Linked DNA regions of Homo sapiens: region 2 is linked to region 1. Evidence: read pairs that join two places in POLR2A ChIA-PET (ENCODE). Cell type or tissue: CD4-positive, alpha-beta T cell. All regions are shown on one strand. Each heading gives the region's core, and the rest is flanking DNA. Links, peaks and the distances in the headings are about the cores only.

Region 1 (8,880 bases), core at 2,515-7,514:
CATTGCCTTCTTGGGTACAGGTGAAATAAACAACCTTGGATTATTTGGTGTTATTTATTTCCTACCAAATAAGCAAGAATGGGTTTCTTTATGCCAATTAATAGATGAGTTTAGATTAAAGGCTATATAAAACTTGAGCCATTCCTGGAGGGAAAATAAGGAGCAGGCAGAAGTTGTCCATTCTGAGAATTCATTATTACACAGAAGACTAAATAGATCACAGAATTCTTCCTTTTGTGTCTGGGTATACTGAGCCTAAGAACGGTACAGGCTGATGGGCTGTGGGGTCTCATAATTTAAAGTATCTCTGAGGAAAGAGATAATGCACTGCCTTGAAGTGCCTGCTCCAATTCTCCCCTGCTTTGAATGACTGTCATAAACCCTAAGCTTCTCCTGTGCTCTGCAGTAGAAATAAATAACACAGATGAATTGCTCTTCAGCAAGAATGATCAGGTTTCCAATTCCTTTTGTTACACAATGTAAGACTCCAATCTAAAGGGGGAAGTCAGGGGAGTAGGGGTCTGGAACTCACCCCAACTATTCCCCATCCACTCTTAGCTTTAGCTCAAACCCAACCTCTATTCCTAGACCTCGTGCCTAATTTAGTCTTAGCCCCAAGTTGCACTTGATTCACAATTGTGATCACCAGTTCACCCTAAACCCGCAACACCCCTCCAACCACCATCTCAACCTTACTTCTAATCTTTAGGCCCAAATCAAATCCATCTTCCCGTCTCTGAGTTTCCAGGAGTTGTGTCTGTTAGCAAATTCAACCATCAGCCACATACCACCCCATTGCCTGTCCAGCACTTACCCGCAATCCTGCAGCCAGTCTTCAATTTTATTGATTGGATTCCCTAGAAAAGTCAGACACTAGATCACTGTGAGAACTGAACGAAATCAGACCTCCTCCCTGCAACTAATTCCATTCCACAAGTTTATTCTTACATAAGCTGCGTCATGAATCTTTTTTTCTACATAAAGCTTTTCTTTAAGATATGAGAGGAATACACCGTATATAAAAATAGTAGATATTTCTTCTCTCTCTCTGCTTCTTTTCTCCCTTCCTCCCAAGAACCTGGAAAGTGCCCAAGATGTCAGGCCCACTGCTGTCTTTTGAGAGTTCCTTTCCCACAAGGGTGGATCCTTCTCATTTAAAAAGAAAAAGAAAAAGAAAGACAATCTTGTTTTTGTGCTTTTTGCTTCCTACCAAATAAGCATTTATTTCCATCAGAATTTTTGTTTTACTCTTATGACTGTGGTCTCATCTGAACCTCAAAGAAGCTCTGAGAAGTGTAGGAAAGGTACTACTACTTCAATTGGACAAATAAGTCTTAGAGAGGTGAGTGACTTCCCAAAGGCCACACAGCTTGTTAGTGACAGCATTGTGGCCAGAGTCCAGGCATCCAGCTTGGGTGTGGTCTTGTTACACAGACAAAATAGAAACACCCCAAAGCATTCATAGAGAGCCCCCAGCCTCAGGTTCTTACAGAAGCTTCTCAGGATGATGCAAAAATGTGCCCTTCCCTTTTTCCTAATCTTATGCCTGTCTCTTTCTCACATAATTCATATTTCGTATTACTTTAGCTTTTCTCCTAAACATATTTAAACCAGTCAAAACAGTCCTCCCTGAGGGCCTGGCTAAACAAGGAACCTGTTCACACTCTGCAGACCTGGGCCTGCTGTCACCTTTTGCCGCCAGACAACATAGACGCCTGTCTGATGTTCGTCTCTTACCTTCTTGGAAAACGTCATCCAGGCTGGAAGGCTCAGGATCTGGGACATCCTGCAGGGCGGCGGCAGCCTCCTCTTCTAGGACCTGGGTCTGCCAGTTACGGCTCTGACGGAGCCAGGCCCGCCGTTTCTCCCAGGATGTGGGGCTCAGCACAGAGGCCTCCATGGCCCTGGCTCAGACTTCAGGGCCTCCCGTAACAGTAATGCCGTCCTAAGAGTTGAAAAACAGTGATACTCCCTCATCATATGCTCAGAAACCATCATGATGCTCAGGGTTGCCCCCTGAATTTTCCTGTGTCTGCCCAAAGGAGCTTGGTCTCTCTGACCATTCAAAAGCAGGGAGGACATGCCTAGCTCATTTTCTGTCTCTCCTGCAAAAAAGGAATGCTCTGAAAACTCTAAATACCGGGATAAGTCTTTCAAGCCAGAAAGTTTGAAAGCTTCAAACATCATGATTTAATGGACATTAAGAAAACTCTTCTGACTTAAAGAATCTCTATTTCTCAGGGTAATCGAAATGCTGTATTAGAAAACATTTTTTCTTTAATCCTTAAGAATGTTGTCTACCAGAATCTTCCATTATGACTAAAACATCTTTAAGTTTACAACTTATAAAATTCACTTCATTTTTTAATCCTCATCAAGACATATGAAAAAATTTAGGGTCTCAAAGGTAAAACAGATTTTCTAAGGTCCCACAACCAGGATGTCACTCCAACTATAGGAATTCTGGGTTTTGTTTGTTTAGTTTTTGTCTTGATTTTTTATGTTCCTGTTTTATATATTAGGAGTCCACATATGATTTCTCTCAGAAAAAAAAAAATACCCTGTGATTAAAAGCAGAGAGACACTGCCTTAAGCAATTAGCAGCCAGCACCTTCAGGATAATGACTTTCTAATTTGTCAACTTGTGCTTCTACCTAACTATGAATTTATTCCTCAGCTCATCAATGCAATTACTAATCCTGTCGATTCATATTTCATGTAACATTACCAAATATTGATGTATTTTTCCAAGAGACACAATGATGGCACTAGATACACATTCAAAGAGGAACAGAGGGGAAGAATCATTCAATTGTCCAAATAGAGCTTAAAAAAGCTTGAAGCTAATGTAATATTCATTGGCTCATACTCTGTCCTGCTGCCTCTCCCCAGCTGGCCACACTTGCATCCCACCACACTGAGCAAATAGGAGTGGGGCTGAAACTCTCCAGGTCTTATCCCCCTATTTCCTCGAGCTGCCATAAACAACATCATCTTAAGAGCTACACTTTTAACTATTGGAATAAAATAAAATAAAATAAAATAAAATAAAATAAGAAGACTACCAGTTTACAGAGACTTCTGTTCTTCCAACACTTAAAACCATTAGTGAGGCATCCAACAAAATAGGCATTAAAATAGCTTTTTTGAAAAGAACATCCTGAACATAAAATGCATTCCTAGGGCAGTAAAATTGTTTTTAGTGCCTCTGCTTGTTACAGGCAAAACATACCTAGGAAAAAATAATACATAATTACTGTTGTCTGATCTAACTTCCTTCACTTCAGGTCCAGTCCAAGACATATTTTTCTTCCAAGTGAGACGGTAGTTAGCACTATGAGACTTTGCTCTTTAACCCCGGGCACGTGGCTCTTTGTCTACTGCCTGTGCCTTTTAGAGAAAATTAAATCACTGAATGAAGTTAATGTCATAAAGAAGCCTCGAAGAGGAGTAGCAGAGATGACTTGCTATTCTTTGGTCAGAGCTGTCGTGAGGAGATAATGTCCATTAAATCGTGATGTTTGAAGCTTTCAAACTTACTGACTTGGAAGACTTACCCTGGTATTTAGAGCTTTCAGAGCATTTAATGCAACTGCCACTAGAATGACCTTAGGACAAGAATCTAAAAAGTCTTATCAGTTTGTTTACCTAGTCCTGTGATCCAAAATATTTAAGAGATTGGTTCCAAAACCCAGAGAAGAAAATCACAAAGGCCGACTTGTCTATTGTTTTTAATTCCCGAAGGAAATGGACCTCCCCTAGATCACTGGGAATCTTCAGCTCACAGAACATTTTTGGTCGTAGAACTCAAAAGGAAGGCAGGAAACCAGGAAGCCAGGAGGGCAGGAATGCAGAAGGGCAGGAGGGTAGGCAGAGAAGGAGGAAAAGAAGGAGGGAGGGAGGGAGGGAGGAATATCTGGATTTCATACTTTATTCTGCCACTTCAAATGGTATAACCTTGGAAAATTTCATCCTTTTATTGGATCTCAGTTTGTCAGTGAAAACATTATAGCCCTAACATTGATGCATCTAATACTACAAACTTCTGGATGTGCTATTTTATGTCAAGCCCCTATACTGCCTAGCACAATTCCAGAATCTCACTAACTGAAATGGAGGTGGGGGGTTTCAACGTCCTCTGTGATATGAATCTATTTTACATTCCTCCCACATCTTCAAAAATATATCGCAATAATATAGGCTAATTTCCTCTGCATCCCCTGAAAATACTTACCTCTTTTTTTAACCTCGGTTTTCTCAAATTCTTTCCCTCCTTCTCTTCATCTTCCTCAGTCTTTGCCACACTCACCCTGCAGTGTCCAGCTCTTAACCAGCGTCCTCCATGGAGCCATGCCTGGCTTCCACAGCCTACCTTAATCGCTTTCACTGGGCTCTTTCTCTGCTTGATTTTTTTCTTCTTAGGTCTTATCACTAACATACCTTACATTTTATTTATTTACCCAATTTATTGTTTACTCTTCTGATTAGAATACAAGCTCCACGAGGACAGAAATTTTGGGTCATTTACTGCTGTGTTTCTAATGCCTAAAACAGAATCTCACACATTGTAACCACTTAATGAATACTCATTGTCTAAACGAGTGAATGTTTAGAAGGTGCCCTTTCCTCATAGGAGCCCAGTGCCTTCCAGAGTCATCAGAGACACATGCAGGGAGATCGGCTGCAAAACAGTAACAATAAGCTGGTAACTATGTGCTTACTAAGCATGTAAAAATGTTGTGGGTTGAAAGTTGGAGAAAAGAGAGATGGTTATTCTAAGACTTGTTTTTATCCTAGAAGTTCCTACAATTGAGAACAAAGATTGCATTTTCTTGACTAATCCCTATTTACTCCCTGTCTCTATGTCCTATGTACAGAAGTTTTACTTAATGTTAATTCTTAAAGGAAAATGCCTATGAAGGCAGAATCCTTAATGCTTAAGAGTTCCAAAGAAAGGCTTACAAATAAATGGCAATTGCAGGTATGACAATAAAAAGACCAGACAGGTTAAGTGTTCACTGAGAATGACAGACATTTTCCTGGCAATTTGGGTGAGAATGTAATAATTTTTCTACTTGAAAAAGTAATAGTGATCTCAAGTCTTGAAGAAAAGACACAAGGTAGATCTAAGCTAATCTTCACAACTCTAGCACACAGGATAGAGGACTGGGAAATTGCATAAATAATTTTTTTCCCAATCTCAGCAACACTTGAATTGTAGAGCCCTGTCCATGGAGTGTTATATGGGAATACTATAAGTACAGCAATATCAAGAGGCAAGAAGAAATGGTAGTGTCTGGTTAGTGGTAATAGGAGGAAGCTGTACTGCTGGGAGACAAGAAACCGTTTTTTTTTTGTTTTTTTTTCTGTGGAAATCTGCAGGAAGCGGCAAATGATTATCAGACAAGCACATCAGCCATGAGAGTGTTAGACAGAATTAAAAAGCGAGTGCACACAGATGTCAAGATAGCAGCTTTGTAGGTCTTGGGGCCCCTTGTAATAGAGACAAAGATATGGAGATGTTTCCTCCAAATAAGTCATTCGAAAACGTACACTGATAATACAATGGAGTTTGGTGCAGTGAAAAGAAAACTGACTAGAAATCAGAAGACTTGGACATTTTTCTGACTTGTCCAATTAATTGACTTATGGCATGTCAGTTAGGCTTTTTTATTACGGTTTCAGTTTAATCCTCTAGGAAAGGGATTGGCTGGACTCAATGTTGTGTAAATTTACTTCCAGTACCAATGTTTATTAATTTATTTAGGTGAGTTTGAAATATGCATAGGAATAGTACCCATAAAAGAAAGTGCATTTATACAGTTTTTCCCATTAAAAAATGCGAAATGCTTCAGTGGTCTCTAGAGTTACTTCCCATATACCAAATTCCCTTTCAAATTAACACCAACATATGGAGCTCCTGCACATGCGACCTTCACATTGGATCCAGGAAAGTGGTGAGCCTGAACAGGAAGGCCATACAGGAACTTATACAGGGAGTCAGTCAGGTGCTACTCATTGACTCTCAACATTGCTTGAACTTTTCTGCTTTTTTGCTTTAGCTTATAGTTTCATCCCCCTTCCTCTCTAATCAAACGAATTCTTTCTACCCTTTAAGGGCCTACTTAAGTCATCTCCTTTCTCTGTCCTACCTGTAGCAACAAACACCCATGCCTGCGCCATATGCAACAAGACAGTAAGTGGCTACCTCTCTTGTCATCATTCACCACTACTTGTAACTTCTCCCCTAAACCCATCATAGAACATAGCACAGTACTTTGCAAAAGAAGGGACTCCATAAGTGCTGTACCTGCAGAGGAGCAAGAATCACCCTGGCACTGGGAAATTATCCCCAATTAGTATTCGTCATAGGACGGGTGCTCCTGACTGTCCTCATGGCCTTGGATCCTAATGTACATTTTTGCACAGTTAGTGAAGAGGAAAAAGGCTTGGAGCATAGTCTTTCCAGTCCTTTGTTGACATAACATAAGGTCACCCAAGTCTGACTTAATTTATGAAGCTTGAACTACCAAATTCTCCTATTTAAAAAAAATATTTTCCAGAGTCTTTCATTTCAAGTTTTTATTCACTTCTTCATCAAAATTTCCTTCTGGAGTTCATCTATCATCTCTCTTGATGCTGCTTATAGTATGTGATCATATTTAGTCTTCTCTATGAGGATAGAAATATAAAGCCTGTAGATATCTGTTCTCCAATTTTCCCATGAAACTAAGAAATTCCCACAGTGGTACTATTGCTTCTTGCCTGAATCCGCCCAAACCCTCATGTCCCCCCTCTGCTACCATTTCCAGCCTTTTGTTCTTTCCTCTTTTCTACATTTCTCTAGACGTTCATTCCATAAATCCTTCTCCACAATCTTTCAAGAGTTCTGGAATCTGGGTTCAGCCAAGTGGAGTAAGATATAATTCTTGTTCTGAGGATGCTATAGTTAAAAGCAGAAATTGTAGTAGATAGGATTGAGGTTAGACAGGAGAAATATCCTCCACTGGTTTAAGATGAGGGAGTTAAGAGCTGTGAAATGAGTATCTTCCAACAAAAATTATTATCAGAGGCAGTAACTGTAGCAGCGGCAGAAAACCTGTAGAGGTATGTCATAATTATGACTCGAAGAATATCGCCTATTTCTAGTCTCTGTTTTCCCAGGGAAGCAGGTGGGGATTCACTACACATTGACACGGGCAAGTCAAAGGTAGGTAGTCATAATAACTGAAATGTATAGAGTACTGCATATTTATCCATAAAACTTTCCTGTAAACTGCTTAACTTAATCCTGACAACCACTTTAGAGCTGATTATGGTTACCTGACCCTCACAGAGATACGTTATTTGTCCAAGGCCACATCCCTGTAGTGCTGAGATTTAAACTCAAGTTGGTCTGACTCCATGTTATATAGTTTTTCCACTGACATTAGAATAAGAAAATGGCCCAATGTCACCATCCAATGTAATTTGGGATTAAAAAAAAAGGAGAAGTTATTTTAGTAAATTCTCCATTTTGCATCTATGTAAGCTCTCCATCTTATAGTCTAGTAGAGAAGAAGCACCATAAACACAATGTAATTTATATTTGGTTCTGTGACAGTCTTAGTGCAGGAAGTGTTGCTTTGTTTGTGTTATTAGAATAATTTCCTTTCTGACTCCAGCTAGGTGATTATGAAGCAGTTTAGCCTTCCTCAGGCTTACAGAGTGGTTTTTTTGGCAAGGGCCCACCTAACTTCTAGTTGGGAGGAGAGAATCTGCCTGGAATTCCGCATTACTTTCAGGTTGTTGTGGCATTCAGAATATTTCATAACGGTTTGGGGCACCACAGAGCAATGAGAGCTGATACCATCACCGCCCTGTGGTGGGGCCCCGCCCGGTACATGGCTGATGTGGCCTTGAATTTCTGGGGCCTGTCTGGGGAGTCTTGAGGAAAGAGCTGGGATAGCTGGGCTGGTCATGGGCACTCAGAGGGCTTGGGAAAGTGGATAATTATCATTAGTAGACATATTTTAATATTTTAGCAACTATTAGCCTACCAGTTTGCACCTGACAAATATCAGCTCTGCTTACAGATACTTCACCATGGGGCAATTTTCAAGGGGCTCAGTAAGGATGACCAATGCTTCTTTTTCTTTAAAGTTCAGAGTGTTATTTAGAAATTAAAGAAAAGGAAAACTGTAGAAAGAGTTTGGGCCTTGGAATCAGAGTAAGCCTAATTTGGAATCATAGTTCTGTCTGCTTTCTGCATATTTGTCCTTGGTAACACTATCTTTTCTTCTATACCTAAGTTTCTTCTTTTTCTTTTTCTTTTGTCTTGCTGTGTTACTCAGGCTGGTCTTGAACACCTGGCCTCAAGCAATCCTCCCACCTTGGCCTCCCAAAGTGCTGGGATTATAGGTGTGAGCCACCACACCTAGTCTATACCTAATTTTCTTCATAAAATAGATACTGTGCCAAACTAGTTGGGTGATTGGCAGTTGTAATCAGGTAACACATATTAAGTCCCTGATGTATAAAGGTGGTGCTTAATAAGTGATAGATATGATTATGATTATGAATCTCCCCTCAGTCTAAGATGTTCACTAAAGTTGAAACATCTTGAGGAATAAGGAAGGAAAGAAGGAAGGAAGAAGGTGAGAATTGCAGGGTACAGTTGACAGTATAAAATCAAGATGGTGAAAAAGATTTTTTAAATCTGTGTTAAGCAGAGATAAAAAGTAAGCAATGAAAAGTCTTTCTTTCCTGGGGCCTGTCCTAGGGTGGGGGGAGGGGGGAGAGATAGCATTAGGAGATGTACCTAATGTAACTGACGAGTTAACGGGTGCAGCACACCAACATGGCACATGTATACATATGTAACAAACCTGCACATTGTGC
Region 2 (8,880 bases), core at 1,382-6,381, 200 kb before region 1:
TGCCTGTCTTTTGGATATAAACCGTTTTAACTGGGGTGAGATGATATCTCATTGTAGTTTTGATTTGCATTTCTCTGATGATCAATGATATTAAGCCGTTTTTCATATACCTGTTTGCTATTTGTATGTCTCCTTTTAAGGAATATTTGTTCATATCTTTTTGCAGATTTTCAAATTGGATTATTAGATTTTTTCCTATAGAGTTGTTTAAACTCCTTATAAATTCTGATTATTAATCTCTTGTCAGACAGGTAGTTTGCAAATATTTTCTCACTTTCTGTGTGTTGTCTCTTCACTTTGTTGAATTGTTTCCTTTCTATGCAGAAACTCTTTAACTTAATGTAATCCCATTTGTCTGTTTTTGCTTTGGTTGCCTCAAAAACTATTGGTTGAATGAACAATTAAATACTAAACTGTATAGTCTCAAAATGGTTTATTTATTTATTTCAGAGACAGAGTTTTCTCTGACCCCCAAGTTGGAGTGCAGTGGTGTGATCATAGGTTACTGCAGCCTTGAATTCCTGGGCTCAAGTGATCTTCTTGCCTCAGCCTCCCAAGTAGCGAGAGCTACTGGCATGTGCCACTGCACCTGGCTTCAATGAGTTCTAGTAATACCTAGATCTTTAAGATCTTATGACTCTTGTGCTGAAATGATTTTGGAAGTTTTAGCACTCATTGTCACTCAACTGGAGCCTTTGGCAAATGCCTATTATTGCTACCTAGTGGCAATTACTGGTATTTTTAGACTAGAAACTTTGGACTAGCAGCTTCAAGGTACACTCCATTTGAAAGGTAATTACTAGCCTATTATTGGGCTCTGGTTGAACATGCTTCAATCAAATTTATGTCCAAACTGATGGACATAAAATTATTTTGAGAGTGAAAATGTACATCATGTCATAGGATATCATTCCAATAGGGATGAGGCACAGAGGCACTCCCTCATTAAATGGAAACAACATATTCAAGAACATATGACACTGGGTACCACTGGGGCTACTGATCCATATACATGAACAGGTGGTGTCTCTGTCTTTGCTCCCTACATTAGATCCCCTGATAAGTTACCTAATCCCATAGCTAAATGCATACCCCATTCTCCCTGACCAATTATCAGAGAGTGCCAAACAAGTAGCATGATTTATAGATGATAGCTTGAGGACAGAAGGGTAAAACTCAATTTAGAAAGCACCAGCACTGTGACTACTTGATGGCTTCATTTTAATTGAGGAGGGAAGAGACAAATGTGCTCAATGGATAGAATTAAGAGGAGCATCCTCATGGCATCAGAGGAACTAGATAACAATAGTGATATGGTATGGATTTTTTTGGTTTTTGATTTTTTTGGTAGTAGCCAATGGACTGGCAGTATAGTTTGGAAAATGGGTCTTCTTTTACTGCAAAATAAAAGAAATCCAAGTGTGGGCTACTTTGTTACAGAAAATTTTATGGATTTGAAGAGGAAAAATAAAAAAGGTGTATGTTAGCTCCTCATTTAGTGAATACCCTTCTGAACTCAGAAAGTGCTCTAAACTACAGTGCATTAACAGAAAATTTGAGATATAATCAGACCAACAGATCAGGAGACAATTGCCATTGCAACACCATGAGGGGCCACATGGAGAAGCACAGGTTGGTCAGGAGGCAGAGAGGGAGAGGAGGAAACTGGGCAACAGCCTTTTTGTAGTTTCTGTGGAAGGAAGGAATGATTAAGGCAGGGTAAGCAGGCCTAGGATTGGCTAGTTTGAATAATTTCAGCACACTCTGGAGCCTAGGGGCAATCCCTAATCATCTAGTAGTTGGCCCTGGGCTAAGTAGAGCAAGTGGATAGTGGTCCAGAGCACGAGAGCCTGGTGAAGGTGGTAGTTAGGACTGTGTGGGTTCTGGAATGGTTGGTTTATATTTGAAAGGTGTACTCTTAGTCAAGTAGTTTACTATTTCTAGGAATTGGCTAACCTAGGAGGGGCAGTCCCTCTGAAGTCAGCAAAGTCCCAGATATCAAAGTATCAGAATACAGAAAATAAAGAACATGGTTAATACAATTGCCCCTGTGATATTTTGACATCATATGGAGGCCTTGGTAGAAAGCTAGAAGTGGGAAGTACTGGGAGTTTTTTCTCCGGGGGGACTTACTTATATGAGGTGGTTGCCTCCTGGGGAAGGCAATCATATCTACTGACTTTTTAGAATGGAACAGATAGTAGTAACCTCACCCAGATTTCCCTCTGTGCATGGGTGTGTAGGAGTGCATGTTTTGGTAGAGAGCAAGGAGTTTACCAACATCATGTGCTAAACAGTCTGTGAGCTCAGAAAACAAATAGAATCCCTAATATCAAAAAAAGAAGAGCAATAAATGTTCTGTGTACAATTTTTTAGCACCTTAGGAGAAGCAGTCCATGGACATTACTGGAATAGAGGTTTTAATGTCTGGGGTAAATACATCTCCAGCACAGGGTGCAAAGTAATTTCCAAAGATGAAGTCTTGCTCTGGGATGATGTCATCTGAGGTGGTGTCACTTACAGAAGTGAGCTCCTGGGCTGAGGTGATGCCATCTGGAATGTGGGAATGGGGAATACATTCCAAGTAGAGACCTGCTCAGGTTGATGTGGGTATTGTGTTTGTGTCTTTTATGGTATAATAACAAGTCTGAGCTGTTTGCATAATTTGAAGACAACATTGGAACTGGAAGTTTGACTTGTAAATATTTCTTACATGTAGGGCCTTGTGGGTGCACACCTAGCAAAGCTGAAATTCTAGAACTTAATTGGGACAGTTAAAACCCCAATTAAGAGTGGCTGAATCTCACAATTTCCAACAATTAGAGGTTTTGCCCAGATGGGTGATAAGAAGGGTTCTGTTGCAAATGAGTTTTAAATCATATGGCTCGGTTTAGGTATAAGTTATTAATAGGATGTCAGGCTGTTTGCCAATTAAAATATCTATGGCTGAGATTGGAGCTCCAGCATTATCCTATGGGCAGACCTCTAATTTGTTAAATGACTGTGGGCTCTTTGCCTCAATTGTTGGTTTGGTTGGTGATGAGCAAGCTTACAAGGTTTGGGTTGGAGGGCTTGTATTAACTAAACTTGATGGCATGTGGGCCTCAGCATTTCCCATAATTGATTGAGCAATTACTTGGAAGGTCTGGATTGCAGACCAATGAAAGCACCCAGACCAATAGTAGTGATACCCACAGTTAACAAAATGGTGTACAGCTGCACTTGACAGTGTTTTTTCTTTTTCTTTCTTTTTTTTTTTTTGTGGTAGAGGTGGTGAGAATTTAGACTCAAATAGGTCCTGGGAAGACTACACACCTTTGAATTGGCCTCCAGCATTTATGGGATAGAGGCAAGATTAAACATTTATAAGTATGAGGAAGATATATTTAGGAGTCTCACGTGTAATGAATATTTATATATGTGAAGGGGAGATATATCCCCCCTTTAAATGTAGGAAAGGGCAATGGGAAAGTTTTTAAAAAATTGGTGTGAGACGTGAGTCACTGAAACGTCCTTGATTTAAGGGAGATTAAGGCCTGGGGCAATATAGAGACACATTCCACGGTCCATTTTATGGGAAGAAATTTGAAAAAGGATTGTTTGAGGAGACTGTTATGTCTATCAATTAAACCAGCTGTCTGGTATCTATCAGGGACATGAAAATTCTACTGATGCCTTTATGAAAAAGAGCCTGGGGCAGTTCCAAGATGGCTAAATAGGAACAGCTCCAGTCTACAGCTCCCAGTGTGAGTGATGCAGAAGATGGGTGATTTCTGCATTTCCAGCTGAGGTACTGGGTTCATCTCACTGGAGCTTGTTGGACAATGGGTGCAGAACAGTGGGTGCAGCCCACCGACCATGAGCTGAAGCAGGCTGAGGCATTGCCTCACCCAGGAAGCACAAGGGGTCAGGGAATTCCCTTTCCTAGCCAAGGGAAGCTGTGACAGACCGCACCTGGAAAATTGGGTCACTCCCACCCTAATACTGCACTTTTCCAGTGGTCTTAGCAAAGGGCATACCAGGAGATTATATCCTGCACCTGGATCAGAGGGTCCCATGCCCACAGAACCTCACTCATTGTTCACAGAGCAGTCTGAGATCGAACTGCAAGTCTGCAGCAAGGCTGGGGGAGGGGTGCTCTTTATTGCTGAGGCTTGAGTAGGAAAACAAAGTGGCTGGGTAGCTCTAACTGGGTGGAGCCCACCACAGCTCAAGGAGGCCTGCCTGCCTCTGTAGACTCCACCTCTGGGGGCAGGGCATAGCCCAACAAAAGGCAGCAGAAACCTCTGCAGGCTTAAATGTCCCTGTCTGAAAGCTTTGAAGAGAGTAGTGGTTCTCCCAGCATGGAATCTGAGAACTGAGAATGGACAGACTGCCTCCACAAGTGGGTCCTTGACCCCCAAGTAGCCTAACTGGGAGGCACCCCCCAGTAGGGGCAGGCTGACACCTCACACGGCCGGGTACCCCTCTGAGATGAAGATTCCAGAGGAACGATCAGGCAGCAACATTTGCTGTTCAGCAATATTCACTGTTCTGCAGCCTCCACTGCTGATAAACAGGCAAACAGGGTCTGGAGTGGACCTCCAGCAAACTCCAACAGACCTGCAGCTAAGGGTCCTGACTGTTAGAAGGAAAACTAACAAACAGGACATCCACACCAAAACCACATCTGTACATCACCATCATCAAAGACCAAAGGTAGATAAAACCACAAAGATGGGGAAAAAGCAGAGCAGAAAAGCTGAAAATTCTAAAAATCAGAGCGCCCCTCCCCTTCAAAAGGAGTGCAGCTCCTCACCAGCAACAGAACAAAGCTGGATGGAGAATGGCTTTGATGAATTGAGAGAAGAAGGCTTCAGATGATCAAGCTTCTCCGAGCTAAAGGAGGAAGATCGAAACCATTGCAAAGAAGACAAAAACCTTGAAAAAAGATTAGACGAATGGCTAACTAGAATAACCAGTGTAGAGAAGTCCTTAAAAGAAGCTGAAAGCCATGGCATAAGAACTACGTGATGAATGCACAAGCTTCAGTAGCCAATTCAACCAACTAGAAGAAAGGGTATCAGTGATTGGAGATCAAATGAATGAAATGAAGTGAGAAGAGAAGTTTAGAGAAAGAAGAGTAAAAAGAAATGAACAAAGCCTCCAAGAAATATGGGACTATGGGAAAAGACCAAATCTATGCCTGATTGGTGTACCTGCAAGTGACAGGGAGAATGAAATCAAGTTGGAAAACACTCTGCAGGATATTACGCAGGAGAACTTCCCCTACCTAGCAAGGCAGGCCAACATTCAAATTCAGGAAATACAGAGAACACCACAAAGATACTCCTCGAGAAGAGCAACTCCAAGACACATAATTGTCAGATTCACTGAAGTTGAAATCAAGGAAAAAATGTTAACAGCAGCCAGAGAGAAAGGTTGGGTTACCCACAAGGGGAAGCCCATCAGACTAACAGCGGATCTCTCGGCAGAAACTCTGCAAGCCAGAAGAGAGTGGGGGCCAAAATTCAACATTCTTAAAGAAAAGAATTTTCAACCCAGAATTTCATATCCAGCCAAACTAAGCTTCATAAGTGAAGGAGAAATAAAATCCTTTACAGACAAGCAAATGCTGAGGGATTTTGTCATCACCAGGCTTGCCTTACAAGAGCTCCTGAAGGAAGCACTAAGCATGGAAAGGAACAACCGTTACCAGCCACTGCAAAAACTTACCAAATTGTAAAGGCCATCGAAACTAGGAAGAAATTGCATTAACTAATGAGCAAAATAACCAGCTAACATCATAATGACAGGATCAAATTCACACATAATATTAACCTTAAATGCAAATGGGCTAAATGCTCCAATTAAAAGACACAGACTGGCAAATTGGATAAAGAGTCAAGACCCATCAGTGTGCTGTATTCAGGAGACCCATCTCATGTGCAGAGACACACAGAGGCTCAAAATAAAGGGATGGAGGAAGATCTACCAAGCAAATGGAAAACAAAAAAAGGCAGGGGTTGCAATCCTAGTCTCTGAAAAAATAGACTTTAAACCAGCAAAGATCAAAAGAGACAAAGAAGGCCATTACATAATGGTAAAGGGATCAATGCAACAAGAAGAGCTAACTATCCTAAATATATATGCACCCAATACAGGAGCACCCAGATTCACAAAGCAAGTCCTTAAAGACTTACAAAGAGACTTAGACTCCCACACAATAATAATGGGAGACTTTAACACCCCACTGTCAACATTAGACAGATCAACGAGACAGAAAGTTAACAAGGATGTCCAGGAATTGAACTCACCTCTGCACCAAGCAGACCTACTGGACATCTACAGAACTCTCCAACCCAAATCAACACAATATACATTCTTCTCAGCACCACACCACACTTATTCCAAAACTGACCACATAGTTGGAAGTAAAGCACTCCTCAGCAAAAGTAAAAGAACAGAAATTATCACAAACTGTCTCTCAGACCACAGTGCAATCAAACTAGAACTTAGGATTAAGAAACTCACTCAAAACCGCTCAACTACGTGAAAACTGAACAACCTGCTCCTGAATGACTACTGGGTACATAACGAAATGAAGGCAGAAATAAAGATGTTCTTTGAAACCAACGAGAACAAAGACACCACATACCAGAATCTCTGGGACGCATTCAAAGCAGTGTGTAGAGGGAAATTTATAGCACTAAATGCCTACAAGAGAAAGCAGGAAAGATCCAAAACTGACACCCTAACATCACAATTAAAAGAACTAGAAAAGCAAGAGCAAACACATTCAAAAGCTAGCAGAAGGCAAGAAATAACTAAAATCAGAGCAGAACTGAAGGAAATAGAGACACAAAAAACCCTTCAAAAAATCAATGAATCCAGGAGCTGGTTTTTTGAAAGGATCAACAAAATTGATAGACTGCTAGCAAGACTAATAAAGAAGAAAAGAGAGAAGAATCAAATAGACACAATAAAAAATGATAAAGGGGATATCACCACCGATCCCACAGAAATACAAACTACCATCAGAGAATACTAGAAACACCTTGACACAAATAAACTAGAAATTCTAGAAGAAATGGATAAATTCCTGGACACATACACCCTTCCAAGACTAAACCAGGAAGAATCCCTGAATAGATCAATAACAGGCTCTGAAATTGAGCCAATAATTAATAGCCTACCAACCAAAAAAAGGTCCAGGACCAGATGGGTTCACAGCCAAATTCTACCAGAGGTACAAGGTGGAGCTGGTACTATTCCTTCTGAAATGATTCTAATCAATAGAAAAAGAGGGAATCCTCCCTAACTCATTTTATGAGGCCAGCATCATCCTGATACCAAAGTCTGGCAGAGACACAACAAAAAAAGAGAATTTTAGACCAATATCCCTGATGAACATCGACGCAAAAATCCTCAATAAAATACTGGCAAACCGAATCCAGCAGCACATCAAAAAGCTTATCCACCATGATCAAGTGAGCTTCATCCCTGGGATGCAAGGCTGGTTCAACATACACAAATCAATAAACGTAATCCAGCATATAAACAGAACCAAAGACAAAAACCACATGATTATCTCAATAGATGCAGAAAGAGCCTTTGACAAAATTCAACAATGCTTCATGCTAAAAACTCTCAAAAAATTAGGTATTGATGGGACATATCTCAAAATAATAAGAGCTATCTATGACAAACCCACAGCCAATATCATACTGAATGGGCAAAAACTGGAAGCATTCCCTTTGAAAACTGGCACAAGACAGGGATGCCCTCTCTCACCACTCCTATTCAACATAGTGTTGGAAGTTCTGGTCAGGGCAATCACGCAGGAGAAAGAAATAAAGGGTATTCAATTAGGAAAAGAGGAAGTCAAATTCTCCCTGTTTGCGGATGACATGATTGTATATCTAGAAAAACCATTGTCTCAGCCCAAAATCTCCTTAAGCTGATAGGCAACTTCAGCAAAGTCTCAGGATACAAAATCAATGCGCAAAAATCACAAGCATTCTTATACACCAATAACAGACAAACAGAGAGCCAAATCATGAGTGAAATTCCATTCACAATTGCTTCAAAGAGAATAAAATACTTGGGAATCCAACTTACAAGAGATGCGAAGGACCTCTTCAAGGAGAACTACAAACCACTGCTCAATGAAATAAAAGAGGGCACAAACAAATGGAAGAACATTCCATACTCATGGATAGGAAGAATCAATATTGTGAAAATGGCCATTCTGCCCGAGGTAATTTATAGATTTAATGCCATCCCCATCAAGCTACCAATGACTTTCTTCACAGAATTGGAAAAAACTACTTTAAAGTTCATATGGAAGCAAAAAAGAGCCCACATTGCCAAGTCAATCCTAAGCCAAAAGAACAAAGCTGGAGGCATCACGCTACCTGACTTCAAACTATACTACAAGGCTACAGTAACCAAAACAGCATGGTACTGGTACCAAAACAGAAATATAGACAATGGAACGGAACAGAGCCCTCAGAAATTATACCACACATCTACAACCATCTGATCTTTGAGAAACCTGACAAAAACAAGCAATGGGGAAAGGATTCCCTATTTAATAAATGGTGCTGGGAAAACTGGCTAGCCATATGTAGAAAGCTGAAACTGGATCCCTTCATTACACCTTATTCAAAAATTAATTCAAGATGGATTAAAGACTTAAATGTTAGACCTAAAACCATAAAAACCCTAGAAGAAAACCTAGGCAATATCATTCAGGACATAGGCATGGGCAAGGACTTCATGTCTAAAACACCAAAGCAATGACAACAAAAGGCAAAATTGACAAATGGGATCTAATTAAACTAAAGCACTTCTGCACAGCAAAAGAAACTACTATCAGAGTGAACAGGCAACCTAGAG

Evidence for each region. Peaks named below come from ENCODE experiments on the same cell type or tissue, not always from the same donor. Only the 100,000 strongest peaks of a DNase experiment are listed, where the experiment ranks them.
Region 2: POLR2A ChIA-PET joins it to region 1 with 6 read pairs; 2 of 35 experiments call an interaction of 5 or more read pairs at or near these places.

Annotation. Positions count from the first base shown.
Region 1 is chr12:54,972,663-54,981,542 of GRCh38, forward strand. It overlaps TESPA1 (thymocyte expressed, positive selection associated 1), which reads right to left. Exons shown (of 11, transcript NM_001136030.3): 2 at 1,738-1,945; 3 at 815-857. The coding sequence starts at 1,900. Among named protein-coding and RNA genes, the nearest start is that of TESPA1, 7.7 kb to the right of the region's middle. RefSeq lists enhancers at 1,343-1,854, 1,855-2,364. In CD4-positive, alpha-beta T cell, for the core only: no CTCF peak of the experiment used is centred there; a DNase peak (open chromatin) is centred at 5,419; H3K4me3 peaks cover 3,102 bases; H3K27ac peaks cover 3,978 bases.
Region 2 is chr12:54,773,068-54,781,947 of GRCh38, forward strand. No RefSeq gene overlaps it. Among named protein-coding and RNA genes, the nearest start is that of MUCL1, 77 kb to the right of the region's middle. In CD4-positive, alpha-beta T cell, for the core only: no CTCF peak of the experiment used is centred there; no DNase peak of the experiment used is centred there.